Regions from separate parts of the Homo sapiens genome. Here region 1 is linked to region 2. The links are chromatin loops, found by intact Hi-C in ENCODE. Cell type or tissue: heart right ventricle. All regions are shown on one strand. Each heading gives the region's core, and the rest is flanking DNA. Links, peaks and the distances in the headings are about the cores only. Region 1 overlaps TMC7 (transmembrane channel like 7). Region 2 holds the start of TMC7 (transmembrane channel like 7).

Region 1 (8,328 bases), core at 105-8,104, 46 kb after region 2:
CTGAGATCACGCAACTGCATTCCAGCCTGGGCAATGAGAGGGAGAGTTTGTCTCAAAACAAAACAAAACAAAACAAAAAACAAAAAAACAAATAAACAAATGCCATACCATTGAGCTTCTACTTTTCTGAATAAATTGGTAGAAAGCCTTGAATTTGTCCACTGCATTTGATTTTGAAAAAGCCCCCCACCCTTTTTTTTTTTTCTTTTTGAGACAAGATCTGGCTCTGTTGCTCAGAGAGTGCAGTGGCACAATCTTGGCTCATTGCAACCTCTGCCTCCTAGGCTTAAGCCATCCTTTCACCTCAAGCCTCCGAAGTAGCTGGGACTACAGGTGCATACCCCCATGCCCAGCTAATTTGTGTGTGTGTGTATGTGCGTGTGTTTGTTTTGTAGAGACAGAGTTTTGCCATGTTGCCTAGGCTGGTCTCGAGCTCCTGAGCTCAAGCAATCCACCTGTCTCGGCTTCCCAAAGTGCTGGGATTACAGGTGTGAGCCACTATGCCGCACCTGATTTTGAAAAAACCCTTTTACATCTCTGATCTCACGTTTTCCTAAAAACAACCCAGGGGAATTGTTGGGTGGGTGTTCAAATGTCTACTATGCAAAAAAAGTTAAAAAAAAATAGATGGCTTGGCACAGTGGCTCACGCCTGTAATCCCAGCACTTTGGGAGGCCGAGGCGGGTGGATCATGAGGTCAGGAGATCGAGAGCATCCTGGCTAACACAGTGAAACCCTGTCTCTACTAAAAATAGAAAAAAATTAGCCAGGCGTGGTGGCAGGCACCTGTAGTCCCAGCTACTTGGGAGGCTGAGGCAGGAGAATGGCGTGAACCTGGGAGGTGGAGCTTGCAGCGAGCCGAGATCATGCCACTGCACTCCAGCCTGGGCGACAGAGTGAGACTCCGTCTCAAAAAAAAAAAAAAGAAAGCAAAGTTAGGATCAAATCCCAGAGCTGCTGTTAACCCCATTTCTTTAGATTACATCCCACAAGAAAAGTTTCTGTTTGTGAAAAAAAAAAGTTTCTTCGCACACTGTAACCTTCTTCCTGATAGGAAAAATTTTATAGGAGAGTTAGCTGCGCTTAATTATAGATGTTCAATAAAGTAAGCATGATAACAGCCTGTCTGAAAGAGAACTTTCTGCAATGATCTGGAGAATGTGGACCTGTGCTGTATAACAATGGAACCACTAACTCTTTTTTGTTTGTTTTTTGAGACAGATTCTTGCTCTGTCACCCAGGCTGGAGTGCATTGGCATGATCTCGGCCCACTGCAACCTCTGCCCCCTGGGTTCAAGCGATTCTCCTGCCTCAGCCTCCCAAGTAGCTGGGGTTACAGGCGCCCACCACCACACCCAGCTAATTTTTGTATTTTTAGTAGAGACAGGGTTTCACCATGTTGGCCAGGCTGGTCTTGAACTCCTGACCTCAAGTGATCCACCCACCTCGGCCTCCCAAAGTGCTGGGATTACAGGCATGAGCCACCACACCTGACCTTTTTTTTTTTTTTTTTTTTTTTTTTAAAGACAGAGTCTCGCTCTGTCACCAGGCTGGAGTGCAGTGGTGCAATCTTGGCTCACTGCAACCTCTGCCTCCTGGTTTCAAGCAATTCTTGTGCCTCAGCCTCCCAAGTAGCTGGATTACAGGTGTGTATGATGACGCCCAGCTAAATTTTGTTTTTAGTAGAGACAGGGTTTCATCATGTTGGCCAGGCTGGTCTTGAACCCGTGACCTCAAGTGATCTGCCTGCCTCAGCCTCCGAAAGTGCTGGGATTACAGGTGTGAGCCACTGTGCCCGGCCCAGAACCACTAACTCTTGAGCACTTGAAATATGTCTAGTGTGGCTGGGAAACTGAATTTTCATTTAATGTTATTGTTAATAATATAAATGTAAATAGGCACAAGTGAAAGAGGGCCAGAGAGATCAAACAGGGGCTTGTTTTTCTTAAAAACAATTGAACCAAGCTCATTATCAAATCAGAAAATATTTTCCAGGCCCAGCCGACCTTTCCCCTGTAATTGTTACATTATTTTTAGGGAGAGGTTGGTGACAGCCCTGATATCAGCCCTTGGCAGTATAAACAGGTTTCTTCTGGTTGGACACGTTTTTATGGCCTTTGGGAGAGTTGAAAGGAGAATGGAGTCTTCTGCTTCTACTTTTTCTTTTCCAGTTAACACATGACTTAATTACCCAGATAATATAAGAATGCACGGTTGTCTTGTATAATTTTAAAATACAGATATGCACAATTGTATAACGTAAATATGCTCAGCTTCAATAAATTTGTTTTAAGAAGACACACACACACACACAAGAATGCACAGTTGTCATGAAAAATACAGAATTTATAGAGTAAAAAATGAAAATATCCCTCCCCAGAGGTCACTGAACATTTAACCCCATGGTTTACAGCCTACTTGACCGCTGACCTTTCTCTGTGCACTTACATGGTCTTGCTTGATATTTCATAATATGGATTTTTAGTGTTCTAGCCCAATCCCTGTATGGACATTCAGATTTCCTCTCATTTCCTTCCTTTATAAACAATGCTGTAGGGAACCTCTATGTATTATCTACCTACAATGTTTCTGCTATATCTGTTCTCTTCTTCACTCTCCTGGAGTTTTCCTGCCATCCAAGGAGGTGTTTGAGGTGTTCAATCATTCCCACCATAAGAAGTCAGTCAGCCGGGCACAGTGGCTCAAAACCTGTAATCCCAGCACTTTGGGAGGCTGAGGCTAGAGGATCATTTGAGCCCAGGAGTTGGAGACCAGCCTGGGCAACATGGCGAGACCATATCTCTACTTTTTTATTTAAAAAAAAAGAAGGAGAAGAAGTCAGAGAGTGTTCTGAGCCACCAGGCCTTACTGTTCTTCTTCTTCAAAGTTGTTTTGGCTCTTTTTCTGGGTGTGTTGCGATTCCATATGAATTTTAGGATCAGCTTGTCAGTTTTTCTATAAGGAAGCCAGCTAGGATTCTAACAAGGATGATGTTGAATCTGTAAATCAATTTGAGGAATTTGGCCATAGATCTTCTGATCCATAAACATGGGATGTTGTCCGTTTCTTTAGAGCTTCTTTAATTATTATTATTATTATTATTATTTTGAGACAGAGTCTCGCTCTGTTGCCCAGGCTGGAATGCAGTGGTGTGATCTCGGCTCACCACAACCTCTACCTCTCGGGTTCAAGTGATTCTCCTGCCTTAGCCTCCCGAGTAGATGGGACTACAGGCACATGCCACCATGCCCGGCTAATTTTTGTATTTTTAGTAGAGATAGGGTTTCACTGTGTTGGCCAGGCTGATCTTGAGCTCCTGACCTCATGATCCACCCGCCTCGGCCTCCCAAGGTTCTGGGATTACAGGCATGAGCCACTGTGCCCGGCCGAGATTTGCACTTTTTAAAAAAAAATTTTTAATTGTTTTATTTTATTTTATTTATTTATTTATTTATTTTGAGACAGAGTCTTGCTCTGTCACCCAGGCTGGAGTGCAGTGGCACAATCTCGGCTCACTGCAAGATCCGCCTCCCGGGTTCACACCATTCTCCTGCTTCAGCCTCCCGAGTAGCTGGGACTACAGGCGCCCGCCACCACACCCGGCTAATTTTTTGTATTTTTAGTAGAGACGGGGTTTCACTGTGTTAGCCAGGATGGTTTTGATCTCCTGACCTTGTGATCTATCCGCCTCGGCCTCCCAAAGTGCTGGGATTACAGGCATGAGCCACCGTGCCCGGCACGAGATTTGCACTTCCTTAGTTAAATTTAGTCCTAATGTTTTATTCTTTTCGATGCTATGGCACATGGAATTTTATTCTTAATTTCAGTTTTGGCTTGTTATATTTGCTTTTTTTCTTTCAGAGACAGGGTCTTGCTCTGTTACCCAGTCTAGAGTGCAGTAGCACAAACACGGCTTATTCCAGCCTCCTGAGCAGCTGGGACCATAGACATGCACCTCTATGCCTAGCTAATTTTTTTAAAAAAAATTTGTAGAGATAGGGATCTCTCTGTGTTGCCCAGGCTTGTCTGAAACTCCTGGGCTCAAGTAATCCTCCTGCCTCGGCCTTCCAAGGTGCTGGGATTACAGGTGTGAGCCACCACGCCTGGCCATCTGTGCATTTTTTTTTTTTTTTGAGATGGAGTCTCATTCTGTTGCCCAGGCTGGAGTTCAGTGTTATGATCTCAGCTCACAGCAACCTCTGCCTCCCGGGTTCAAGTGATTCTCCTGCCTCAGCCTCCCGAGTTCAAGTGATTCTCCTGCCTCAGCCTCCCGAGTAGCTGGGGTTACAGGCGCGCAACACCAGGCCCAGCTAATTTTTTTGTATTTTTAGTGAAGACGGGGGTTTTGCCATGTTGGCCAGGCTGGTCTTGAACTCAAGACCTCAGGAGATCTGCCCGCTTTGGCCTCCCAAAGGGCTGGGATTACAGGCGTGAGCCACCTTGCCCGGCCCACCTGTGCATTTTTAATGCCAGGGTTTTATCAGTGCTTTATTTACCAAACACTGAATACTCCCTGTGCCTCTGGGGCTGTTCCAGTCTCTGGGGATACAGAGAGGAAAGGGGACACTGGAACTTGTGTTCCTTGAGGCAGGGACTACTCTTCTGGTTCCCTGCAGTAAGCTGACCAGTCTGACTTCATGCTCTTGGCTTCGTTTCAGGGTTTCCTGGAGGAAACTAGCCTCTTTTACGGACATTACACCATTGATGGGGTGAAATTTCAGAACTTCACCTATGATCTGCCCCTGGCGTATTTGTTAAGCACAATCGCCTCCCTGGCCCTGAGCCTTCTTTGGATAGTGAAAAGGTAAAGTCTGCCTTTGCATTCTCTCTGAATTACCCCTGATGGCTGGAGGCTATTGGAGATATGGGAGCTCTGGAAGCCATTGCCTAAAGGATGAGTGGAGTCCAATGATGGGTTTTGTGGGGAAGGGTTTGTGAGTCCATTGGCAGCTGAAGAGACCTGGGAGAAATACAAGTCAGGATTTGGGATGGAGTAGCAGACTGAGGTTCTTCTTTTTTTTTTTTTTTTTCCAGACAGAGTCTTTCTCTGTCACACAGACTGGAGTGCGGTGGCGGGATCTCGGCTCACTGCAACCTCTGCCCCTCAGGTTCAAGTGATTCTTGTGCCTCAGCCTCCTGGGTAGCTAGGACTACAGGAACGTGCCACCATGCCTAGCTAATTTTTGTATTTTTAGTAGAGTTTCACCATGTTGGCCAGGCTGGTCTTGAACTCCTGACCTCAGGTGATCTGCCTACCCTGGCCTCCCAAAGTTCTGGGATTACAGGTGTGAGCCACCGCACCTAGCCTGGGGTTCTCCACTCAATCATTACTGAACACATCTGGCAATCCCACCCCACTGCACACATACCCCTTCCTTTGCTTAGGTGTGTATATTAACTAGGTCTCTACTGGGTTGTAAGTAGCAGAAACCTAGCTCTGAGGGTTATTGAGTGGCTCACAGATCCAAGGAAGGGAGGAAACTCAAATTACAGGAAGGACAAAGATGGAGCCATGGCTTAGGAACGATATCAAAAGTAAGAATCCCTCGTCTTCAATTCTTAGGTGTAGTGGTGCCTTTCTTAAATGGTGGGAAATAGGGCATCTTATAGTTTGCATCAGCCTTGACCTCCTGGGTCACAGGTGCAGAAATCCTTAGAAAAGACTTGTTGTATCTGCTTCATTCAGGTTCCCAGCCGTGACCCTTCCACCGTTGCCATGGGGAGCAGTGTGTCTGCGATGAGCCCCTGGTGGTTCAAGTGCCCAGCACTGTGCGAGCACTTCAGCTGTGGCCAGGGGCTGGGGTCCTATGACAACATGACTTTTCCTGTGGGAGACAAGTGGTTTAGGGAGAGAGAGCAATTCCCAAGAAAAGAGAAGAGTATTAATTCCCTTAACAAACAACAGGTACAAAAGGCACAAAGACCCAAACACAATAGAAATTTTATTTCTTCTTTATTAGCTGGGCGTGGTGGCACACACCTGTAGTCCCAGCTGCTTGGGAGGAGGAGACAGGAGAATCACTTGAACCTGGGAGGCGGAGGTTGCAGTGAGCCAAGATCGTACCACTGCACTCCAGCCTGGGCGACAGAGCGAGACTCTGTCTCAAAAACAAACAAACAAACAAAACAAAAACAAAACCTGTATTTCTCTTTTACATGACAGTCCTGGGTGGGGGCACAGGTTAGTGTGGTAGAATTCATCTTATAGTATTCTAGGACTAAAGTTGACCAAAGTTCAGCCATCTTCAGCATGTGGCTTCGAAGGTCCTGCCAAGGGATGGGAAAGGAAAACTCACGGAGGAGAACCATGCGGATGGTATTTATAGGCCAGACCTGGAAGTGGTGTACATCACTCACATCCCATTGGCTACAGCTCAGTCACATGACTATAGCCAACTGCAAGGGAGGCCAGGAAACATTGCTTCTGGCTGGGCAGCTATTTACCCAGCAGTGACACTGTATTATAGAAGATGGACCACAAATTTTTGATGGACAGCTTGCCATCTCTGCGCCAGGGGGGTTGCTTGGCAGACAGTATCATGGATGGGCCTCTTTCTTGCCCACTTGATTGTCCCTGTGAGAGCATGCACAGTGTTGTAAGCCATGGAGCTGTGAAGCTCCTTATCACAGGTGCAGAAGAGACCAGGGTGCTGTGGATTGATCTGGCCCTCCATAAGGACCAGGATTCACCATTGCAAAGAAAACCCCAATGCCCAGCTGGGCACTTGTATCCTGAGTTAGAATCTGTGAGATGAACGTGAACTAGTGAGCGTCCATCCCCCACCCAAGTGTACTATGTACAAATGAGAAGCAGCCTCAGGCTGCTTTTGAGGGGCAAAGAGATGCTTGGTAAAGAAATATTGGTTGATTGGGGTTCCGTGATTGTGCCAGGGGAGATCCAAGTTTTATGGACCTACAGGGTAGACAATTTGGAAGTGCCATCTTTAAGACAAAGAGTATGAAAATATGTTTTGTAAATGATAAAAAAAAAAAAAAAGACCATAGGGACACATTGCTAGAGTCTTCCAAAGCCTTGGAGGGGGCCCTGAAGAATGAAGAAGGTTTTTTGTTTTTGTTTTTCAAGACGAGTCTTGCTCTGTCACCTAGGCTGGAGGGCAGTGGCATGATCTTGGTTCACTGCAACCTCTGCCTTCCGGGTTCAAGCAATTCTTCTGCCTCAGCCTCCCAAGTAGCTGAGATTACAGGTGCACGCCACCACGACTGGCTTAATTTTTGTATTTTTAGTAGAGATGGGGTTTCACGACGTTGGCCAGGCTGGTCTCGAACTTCTGACCTTGTGATCCACCCACCTCGGCCTCCCACAGTGCTGGGATTACAGGCGTGAGCCACCGCACCCAGCCGAATGAATAAGGTTTGTTAGTTGCACAGCGAATCTACCTGTGAATCTCGTTCAAGCTCAAGGGCTTGATTGCTTTCTGGGGAAGGTCATGGAGGGAGGGCTGGGTGTGATGTAATGGGAGAAAGGCCTGCTGTGGCCCAGAAAGTGGATGTGCCACAGAGTGACAAAGAGTATGGACTTTGTAGGCCAGAGACCATCGCTGGAATGCCAGTTCACCTCTTTGAGCCTCATTTTCTTCATCTGTGAAATGTGCATCCTGGAAGGGTTGCTGGGAGGATTAACATAAACTAGGCAGGTGAATGAAATCTTAGCACTCTGCCTGGCACCTTATAGACATTTATGAAGTTAAAATTATCATCATCATCATCCTTATCATCAAAGTAGCACCAGTTCTGCCACCTAACTCTCTGGATATAGGGAAATAATTTTCCTTCCTCTGGATCTTAGTTTTCTCATCTGTAAAATGTAGTTCTGGGTCAGGCCCGGTGGCTCACACCTGTAATCCTAGCACTTTCTGAGTACAAGGTGGGTGGATCACTTGAGCCCAGGAGTTCAAGACCAGCTCTGGGCAACATGGCAAAACCCTATTTCTACAAAAAATACAAATAATTAGCTAGGTGTGGTAGCGTGTGCTTATAGTTTGAGCTATGCGGGAGGCTGAGGTGGGAGGATCACCTGAACTTGGTGAGGCTGAGGCTGCAGTGAGCCATGATCACACTGCTGCACTCCACCCTGGGTGACAGAGTGAGACCCCATCTCAAAAAGTAAAAAATAAAATAAAATGTAGGTCTGGTCTGAATCAGAGGCTTGCAACTGAGATGGGTCAGCATGAGCTTTATAACATGGCATATTTCTGGAGCCCACATGAGACCTATCGAATTGAAAATCTCAGGTAAGAAACCATTTGGGAACCTGGATTTGGGGAAAGCACTCCATGTTGTTCTGACATAAATTATTTGCTGTAATCC
Region 2 (8,328 bases), core at 36-8,035:
GGAGGGAGAGGTTGCAGTGAGTTGAGATTGGTGCCACTGCACTCCAGCCTGGGTGACACAGCAAGACTCCGTCTCAAAAAAAAAAAAAAAGAAAAAAGAAAGAAAAAAAGAAACAGAACAAATGGTAAAAATAAAGTGCTAGGATTGAGAAAGGCCATAGGGGGTGCTGTGGCGACATTTCTGTCTCTCCTTGAAATAAAGCCACACATGCCGGGTGCGGTGGCTCACGCCTGTAATCCCAGCACTTTGGGAGGCCAAGGCGGGCGGATCACCAGGTCAGGAGATGGAGACCAACCTGGCTAACACATTGAAACCCCATCTCTACTAAAAATACAAAAAATTAGCCGGGTGTGGTGGTACACGCCTGTAGTCCCAGCTACTTGGGAGGCTGATGCAAGAGAATCGCTTGAACCCAGGAGACAGGGGTTGCAGTGAGCTGAGATCGCACCACTGCACTCCAGCCTGGGCGACAGAGCAAGACTCCGTCTCAAAAAATAAAATAAAATAAAATAAAATAAAAAAGAAAGCAACACGTGAATTGATAATTCTGCCCGTCTTTCTGTCCTACTCACCATCCTTCTGTCTGAATTTCTTTGTATCCATCTATCTGCCTTCTTCCTCTTCTATTCCTTCTAACAGGAGATTTTAGTGACTGTTGCTTCCTGAAGAACTATCCTAACTATCCTATTTCTATTCCTGTAAAATTGTCTCCTGGGAGCAGGGAGTCTCCTTTGGGAGGCTGGCTCATTCTTCTGCTCCTAGAAAAATAACCGAGGTCTCTCTGGCTCAGGATGCAGAGCCAAGCCAGGGCCAGGTGCCAGGTGCCAGGTGCAGCCAGCAGGAAGTGCTGGATCTTCTCTCTAGGGTCACTGCACAGTCACCACTCACCTCCATCCCATTCCATCTTCCATATGCAGAAAAACTGGGTTCCTTTCCAGATCTGCAGGCTGGGACTGCGGGCTGGGAGGTGGCCTCCAGTAAGGAAGGGAAGAGGGAGGAATTGTCTCTCAGTAGAAATAGTCATCATTTCCTGACACTTCCCCTGTGCCACAGGTTTAAAGATCATTTTTTAACATTTGAGTATGTATCAGTAATATGTCTATGGAGTAAAAAAAGGGGTAATTAGTAAAAATTCCCCTGCCCTTGTCCTGAGATGTATGCTGCATTTAGAAACAGATACATATATATTCTTGCTTTTTTAACCCAAATGGTGGCTTACCTGATACACTTGTTCATCTTGTTTTTTTTGTTTGTTTTGTTTTTGAGATGGTGTCTCGCTGTTGTTGGAGGGCAGTGTCATGAGCATAGCTCACTGAACCTTGAACTCCTGGGCTCAAGCAATCCTCCTGCCTTAGCCTCCTAAGTAGCCAGGACTACAGATGTGTGCCACCACACCTGGATAATTTTTATTTTTGTAGAGATAGGGATCTCACTACGTTGCCCAGGCTGGTCTTAAACTCCTAGACTCAAGTGACCCTCCTGCCTCAGCCTCCCAAAATGCTGGGGTTATAAGCATGAGCTACCATGCCCAGCCTCCACCTTGCTTTTTCACTTAATAATATACCTTCTATAAATATAATTTTTGATACATCTCCATGTAGAGCTATGTAATTGCTGGACGGATGTGTCAAAATTTATTTAACCCCTCTCCGATCAATAGAAATTTAGGCTGCCCCTAGGCAGTTGTTGTTGCCACAGCCCTGGGACCTAAGCTCTAGTCTTATATCCCCATTTTACAGATGAGAAAACAGGCTCAGAAAGTTTGTGGCACATGGTCCAGCTCACATAGGAAATAATCAGAAACCAGGTTCCCATCCAGTGACCTTACCCTTAACCACAATAAAAACAGCTTTTATCAGCTGGGCACGGTGGCTCATGCCTGTCATCCCAGCACTTTGGGAGGCCAAGATGGGCGAATCACTTGAGGTCGGTGGTTTGAGACCAGCCTGGCCAACATGGCGAAACACCATCTCTACTAAAAATACAAAAATTAGCCGGTATGGTGGCAGGTGCCTGTAATCCCAGCTACTCGGGAGGCTGAGGCAGGAGAATTGCTTGAACCTGGGAGGCAGAGGTTGCAGTGAGCCAAGACTGTGCCACTGCCGCCAGCCTGGGCAACAGAGTGAGACTCTGTCTCAAAATAAATAAATAAATAAAAAATAGCTTTTATTTTGAGCCAGGAAATTACTTACCCACACACATAATTTTCTGTTTTGGAATAGTTTTGGATCTACAGAAAACCTTTGAGGATAAGATAGTGAGTTTTCACATGGCCCACGCCCAGTTTCCCCTACTATTAACATCCTACATCAATATGGTACATTTCTCACAATTAATGAACCAAGAGTGATACATGACTATTAACTGAAGTCCCTACTTTATTAAGATTTCCATAGTTTTTAATGTGTTTTAACTTGTGTTCCAGGAACTGAGTAGCTCAGATTATAGGCGTGCACCACCACATTCAGATAATTTTTAAAATTTTTTGGAGAGATGGGGTCTCACTGTGTTGCTCAGGCTAGTCTCCAACTCCTGGGCTCAAGCCATCCTCCTACCTCAGCCTTCTAAAGTGCTGGGATTATAGGCATGAGCCACTGCGTCCAGCCTTTTTTTTTTTTGAGACGGAGTCTCACTCTGTTGCTCAGGCTGGAGTGCAGTGGCACAATCTCGGCTCACTGCAAGCTCCGCTTCCTGGGTTCAAGCAATTCTCTGCCTCAGCCTCCTGAGTAGCTGGGGTTACAGGTGCCCACCACCATACACAGCTAATTTTTTGTATTTTTTTTAGTAGAGACAGGGTTTCACCATCTTGGCCAGGCTGGTCTCGAACTCCTGACCTTGCGATCCACCTGCCTTGGCCTCCCAAAGTGCTGGGATTACAGGCATGAGCCACCACACCCAGTCTCCAGCCTCCTTTTTTTTTTTTTTTAAATGACCTTGACAGTTTTGAGGAATACTAATCAGGTATTCTGTAGAATGCCCCTCAGTTGAATTTGTCTGATATTTTTCTTATGACCACAGAGGTAAAGTGCCCTTCTCATCCCATCGTAGGAAGGGTGCACACCATCCTCATGGCTTAATGTTGATGTTAACTTATTTACTTATTTACTTTTTTTTTTTGAGATGGAGTCTTACTCTGTTGCCCAGGCTGGAGTGCAGTAGTGCAATCTCGACTCACTGCAACCTCCGCCTCCTGGGTTCAAGAGATTCTCCTGCCTCAGCCTCCCTAGTAGCTGGGATTACAGGCGCCCGCCACCATGCCCAGCTAATTTTTTTGTATTTTTGGTAGAGACAGGGTTTCGCCATGTTGGCCAGGCTGGTCTCGAACTCCTGACCTCAAGTGATCCACCTGCCTCGGCCTCCCAAAGTGCTGGGATTACAGGTGTGAGCCACTGATCCCGGATGATGTTAACTTTGATCATCTGTCTGAGACAGTGTTTGTCAGGTATTATCTAATATAAAACCCACCCTCACCCTCTTCCACCACCACTTCCATACTGCACTCTTTTGGAAGGATGTCGCTATGGGCAACTCACACTTAAGGAGTAGGGAGCTAAGCTCCCCATCCTTAAAGTATCTACGTAAATGATTTCAAAATCTGCACAGGAGATTTCTCTCCATTTTCCCCATTTATTTATATTTAGCAATTACTTTTCTTTTTCTTTTTTTTTCTGAGATGGAGTCTCCTTCTGTCGCCCAGGCTGGAGTGCAGTGGCGTGATCTCGGCTCACTGCAACCTCTGCCTCCTGGGTTCCAGCGATTCTCCTGCCTCAGCCTCCCTGGTAGCTGGGACTACAGGCATGCACTACCATGCCAGGCTAATTTTGTATTTTTAGTAGAGACAGGGTTTCACCGTGTTGGCCAGGATAGTCTCGAACTCCTGACCTCAGGTGATCCTCCCGCCTCGGCCTCTCAAAGTGGTGAGATTACAGGTGTGAGCCACTGCGCCTGGCAATTTTATGTTTTTAACCTGCACACGAACAGAGGTAGAGATGAAACGAGGATATAGTGCAAAACGTAAAAGACAAACACTGCACGTGGTTTTCTCTTCACTCGGCCCTCTAGCTCCCCACCCAGAGCTACCACAGGTAGCCAGTTTTTTGCACCCTCTAGGGAGATAGCTTAGGCATTTACAAGCATGTACAAATATATTTTTTGGTTTCCTTTTTGTTCCCAAATGGTAACTTACTAGATGCACTGATTTGGAGTCTTGGGGTTTTTTGCGTGTGGACTTTTTATTTTTTAATTTTAAAGATGGGGGTCTCACTGTGTTGGCCAGGTTGGTCTCAAACTTGTGAGTTCGTGCGGTCCTCCAGCCTCGGACTCCCAAAATGCGAGGATTACAGACGTGAGCCACCACTCCCAACCAGTTATTTTTGTTATTTATTTCTTTATTAGATCAGGTTTGATTTTAGATGCAGGGGGTCCATGTGCATGTTTGTTACATGGGTGTACCGGGTCCTGGTGGAGACTGGGCTCCCAGTGCGCCCAATCTATTGTTATTTTTTAAGCTCAGTGAGACATCAGGGAGGTCGCTGCTTGTCGCCACCGCTGGATGGAGCCTTGCCGGATCTCCCGGGCTCTGCAGCCCCTCTGCGGTCCCTGATGCTCGGCTCCTCGCGGGGGCGCCCCACTCCGGCTTCTGTGATGTCAGCGCCGGAACCTGGAATCCCGGCTCCGCGAGGGAAGGCCGGGGAGGCGGCGGCGGCGGCGGCGGCTGGAGAGGGTCCTCGGCAGCCTCTGAGGAGCGCGGGGCGCGGCCATGAGCGAGTCCAGCGGCAGTGCGCTCCAGCCCGGCAGGCCCAGCCGGCAGCCGGCGGTCCATCCAGGTAGGGCGGCAGGGAGCGCGCGCGGGGACGGTGCCCCTGGGGTCCGAGGGCGCACGGAGGGAGCCGGGTGCTGGAGGCTCGGCCTGGCCGCTGTTCCCTCCCACCCCCGACGCCGGGTGCTCCCGGCTCTGGGGAACAGCAGGTGGGAAGGAGATCTTCCTTATTCCTGCTCCCTCCACAAACGCGTCCTCATCCAATCCAGTGGAACCCAGCCGGGCCAAAAGGACACGAGAACTGCAGTCTGGACCGTGGTGGGTTTGTCTTCCAGCTGTTGACCGAGACAGTCTTTCAATAGCCTCATCTGCTGTTAAATGAAAGGATTTGAGCACCCCCTCCACGCCTAACATTCTGGTATGAGGTGCCTGCCTCCCGGACATTTCAGCCTTCACATACAGTTAGACCAACTTGAAACCGAATTCTGCCTTGTCTGTTTATTGCTGTGGGACCTTTGGTAAGTGGCTTGCCTTCTCTGAGCCTCAGATCCTTCAGCAGTAAAATGGGAATAGAATGGGGCGGGGATTAGCTGAGAATCGTGTGATGTGTCTAGCACAGTGCCTGGCATTGTGGCTAGACAGTCACAATAAATGGTAGCCAGCCAAGTATTATAATCTTTTGTATCGGGTAGAATTACAGTAAAGTATACAGCTCCATGAATTTCTACAGAAATATGTACAACGGCTGCCCAGTCAGGATAAAAAAGTTGCCAGCACTCAGGCAGGGTTCCTTGTAGCATTTGGAGCTTACGAATCTTGTCCTGAACAAAACACAAGACCCTGCTGTAAAGTTTTATCTGCAATGTTTTCTCTTTTTCAGTTTTAGAATAGAGATTTACTGAAACCAAGGATGTAGGGCCGGGCGTGGTGGCTCACGCCTGTAATCCCAGCACTTTGGGAGGCTGAGGCGGGTGGATCACGAGGTCAGGAGTTCAAGACCAGCCTGGCCAAGATGGTGAAACCCCATCTCTACTGAAGATACAAAAATTAGCCAGGAGTGGTGGTGGGTGCTTGTAATCCCAGCTACTTGGGAGGCTGAGGCAGAGAATAGCTTGAACCCGGGAGGCGGAGGTTGCAGTGAGCCGAGATTGCGCCACTGCACTCCAGCCTGGGCGACAGACCAAGACTGTTTCAAAAAAAAAAAAAGAAACCAAGGATATAGAATAAAACATGAGTGTAGATTTGGTCATTGAGGCCTTCAAATTGGATTGTTCCCAATGTCCAGAAGAAAAAAAAAATTTAGAAGAGACCCAAATCAGAAAACAAAAGTTGGGGTGGATTCAATGCGAATTATTTTCTAGCTCAATATTAATACTGCTTATGTCAGCTGAATTTCAGCCTTTCAATAACAGCTAGTCAAGTATTTTTTTAGTTGGTTCCTATTAATAGTCATCTTATTTTAGTGGAATCCATTATATTGAAGATGTCAAGTTCCTCATTTCCCATACAAAGAATGTGAGATTCATCTTTCTTGCATCTTTGCTAAGTGTATGAGGGGACTTTTGGCATCTTTTCAGGAGGACTATAATTGGGCCCTCTAACTAAAAAGTCTTCTATGCCCCTTAGATAGATGAGTTTTTTTTTTTTTTTTTTGATCTTGTACCCACCAACATTGGTGGGAGGCTCAGAAGGGACTGTGTTTGTAACTTTGTAGCACTTTCTAAACAGTGACCTGTTGTATGGGCATTATAGGACAGTCCGTGGGGTGGGGCGGGGGATGGGGGAGGCGACAAATGAGGTCTGGTTTAAAGAATGAGAAGTGTGACCAGGCATGGTGACTCATGCCTGTAATCCAGCACTTTGGGATGCTGAGGCAGGAGGATCACTTGAGCCCAGGAGTTTGAGGTTACAGTAAGCTATGATTATGACACTGGGCTCCAGCCTGGGTGACAGAACTAGACCCTGTCTCTAAAAAAAAAAGAAGAGGTATGTATCCTTCTAAATGATAAAACAGATCACTCCCCTGCTTACATAAAACTTTCCGGTGGCTGGCCAGGCACAGTGGCTCACACCTGTAATCCCAGCACTTTGGGAGGCCGTGGTGGGCAGATCACGAGGTCAGGAAATCGAGACCATCCTGGCTAACGTGGTGAAATCCTGTCTCTACTAAAAACACAAAAAATTAGCCAGGTGTGGTGGCATGCACCTGTAGTCCCAGCTACTCGGGAGGCTGAGGCAGGAGAATCGCTTGAACCCGGGAGGTGGAGGTTGCAGTGAGCCGAGATTGTGCCACTGCACTCCAGCCTGGGTGACAGAGACTCTGTCTGAAAAAAAAAAAAAAAAAAAGATGGGTATGGCGGCATGTGCCTGTAATCCCAGCTACTGGGGAGCCTGAGGCAGGAGAATCGCTTGAACCTGGGAGGCAGAGGTTACAGTGAGCCGAGGTTGCACCACTGCAGTCTGCCTGGGTGACAGAGCTAGACTCTGTCTCAAAAACAGAAAAACAACTTTCCGGTGGCTTCTCACTGCTCTGAGAATAAACTCCAGGCTCTTCCATCGCAACCAACAGGATCTGGTGATTCGACCCCAGCCCCTCTTTCCAGGCCCTCATCACCTTGATCCTCCCTTAACCTATCCTGCTCTAGCTGCACTGGCTGCCTTCCTATTCCTCCAGCATACCAAGATTGTTTCTGCCTCAGGGTCTTTGCATCTGCTGTTCTCTTCGCCTGGACTCCTCTTGGTTCTTTTTTTTTTTCTTTGAGATGGAGTCTTACTCTGTCGCCCAGGCTGAAGTGCAGTGGCGCGATCTCGGCTCACTGCAAGCTCCGTCTCCCGGGTTCATGCCATTCTCCTGCCTCAGCCTCCCGAGTAGCTGGGACTACAGGCATCCGCCACCACGCCTGGCTAATTTTTTTGTATTTTTAGTAGAGACAGGGTTTCACCGTCTTAGCCAGGATGGTCTCGATCTCCTGACCTCGTGATCCGCCCGCCTGGGCCTCCCAAAGTGCTGGGATTACAGGTGTGAGCCACCGTACCCGGCCATAGAGCAGCCTCTTCCTTTTCCTGTTGGGTCTCTACTCAAATGTCATGTCAGAGAGGCAGACCTCTGGGGCGGTCTATCTGAGGCAATGCACCCATCTCACTTCCTCTGACCAGTTAGTTACCTTGCTTATTCTTTCAAAGCTCTTACCACCACCTGAAGTCATCTATCTGGTTTGGTTATTTTCTTGTTTAGTAGCAGTCTTTATTTTATTATTATTATTTTTTGATGGAGTCTCACTCTGTTGCCCAGGCTGGAGTGCAGTAGCGCGATCTCGGCTCACCACAACCTCTGCCTCCCAGGTTCAAGCGATTCTCCTGCCTTAGCCTCCTGAGTAGCTGGGACTACAGGCACGTGCCACCATGCCCAGCTGATTTTTGTACTTTTAGTAGAAACGGGCTTTCACTATGTTGGCTGGTCTCGAACTCCTGACATCAAGTGATCCGCCCACCTCGGCCTCCCAAAGTACTGGGATTACAGGCATGAGCCACCACGCCAGGCTGGTAGCAGTCTTTCCTAGAATGTGGAT

Evidence for each region. Peaks named below come from ENCODE experiments on the same cell type or tissue, not always from the same donor. Only the 100,000 strongest peaks of a DNase experiment are listed, where the experiment ranks them.
Region 1: a loop joins it to region 2, with 4 times the contacts of the local background. A loop is called at or near these places in 2 of 110 quality-filtered maps.

The regions. Positions count from the first base shown.
Region 1 is chr16:19,025,566-19,033,893 of GRCh38, forward strand. TMC7 (transmembrane channel like 7) reads left to right here. Exons shown (of 16, transcript NM_024847.4): 6 at 4,659-4,804. Among named protein-coding and RNA genes, the nearest start is that of COQ7, 38 kb to the right of the region's middle. RefSeq lists an enhancer at 4,222-4,766. In heart right ventricle, for the core only: no CTCF peak of the experiment used is centred there; a DNase peak (open chromatin) is centred at 4,639; H3K27ac peaks cover 2,300 bases.
Region 2 is chr16:18,979,305-18,987,632 of GRCh38, forward strand. TMC7 (transmembrane channel like 7) reads left to right here and starts at 4,630. Exons shown (of 16, transcript NM_024847.4): 1 at 4,630-4,826. The coding sequence starts at 4,760. RefSeq lists a silencer at 4,541-4,600. In heart right ventricle, for the core only: a CTCF peak has its summit at 4,602; a DNase peak (open chromatin) is centred at 4,617; H3K4me3 peaks cover 1,922 bases; H3K27ac peaks cover 1,233 bases.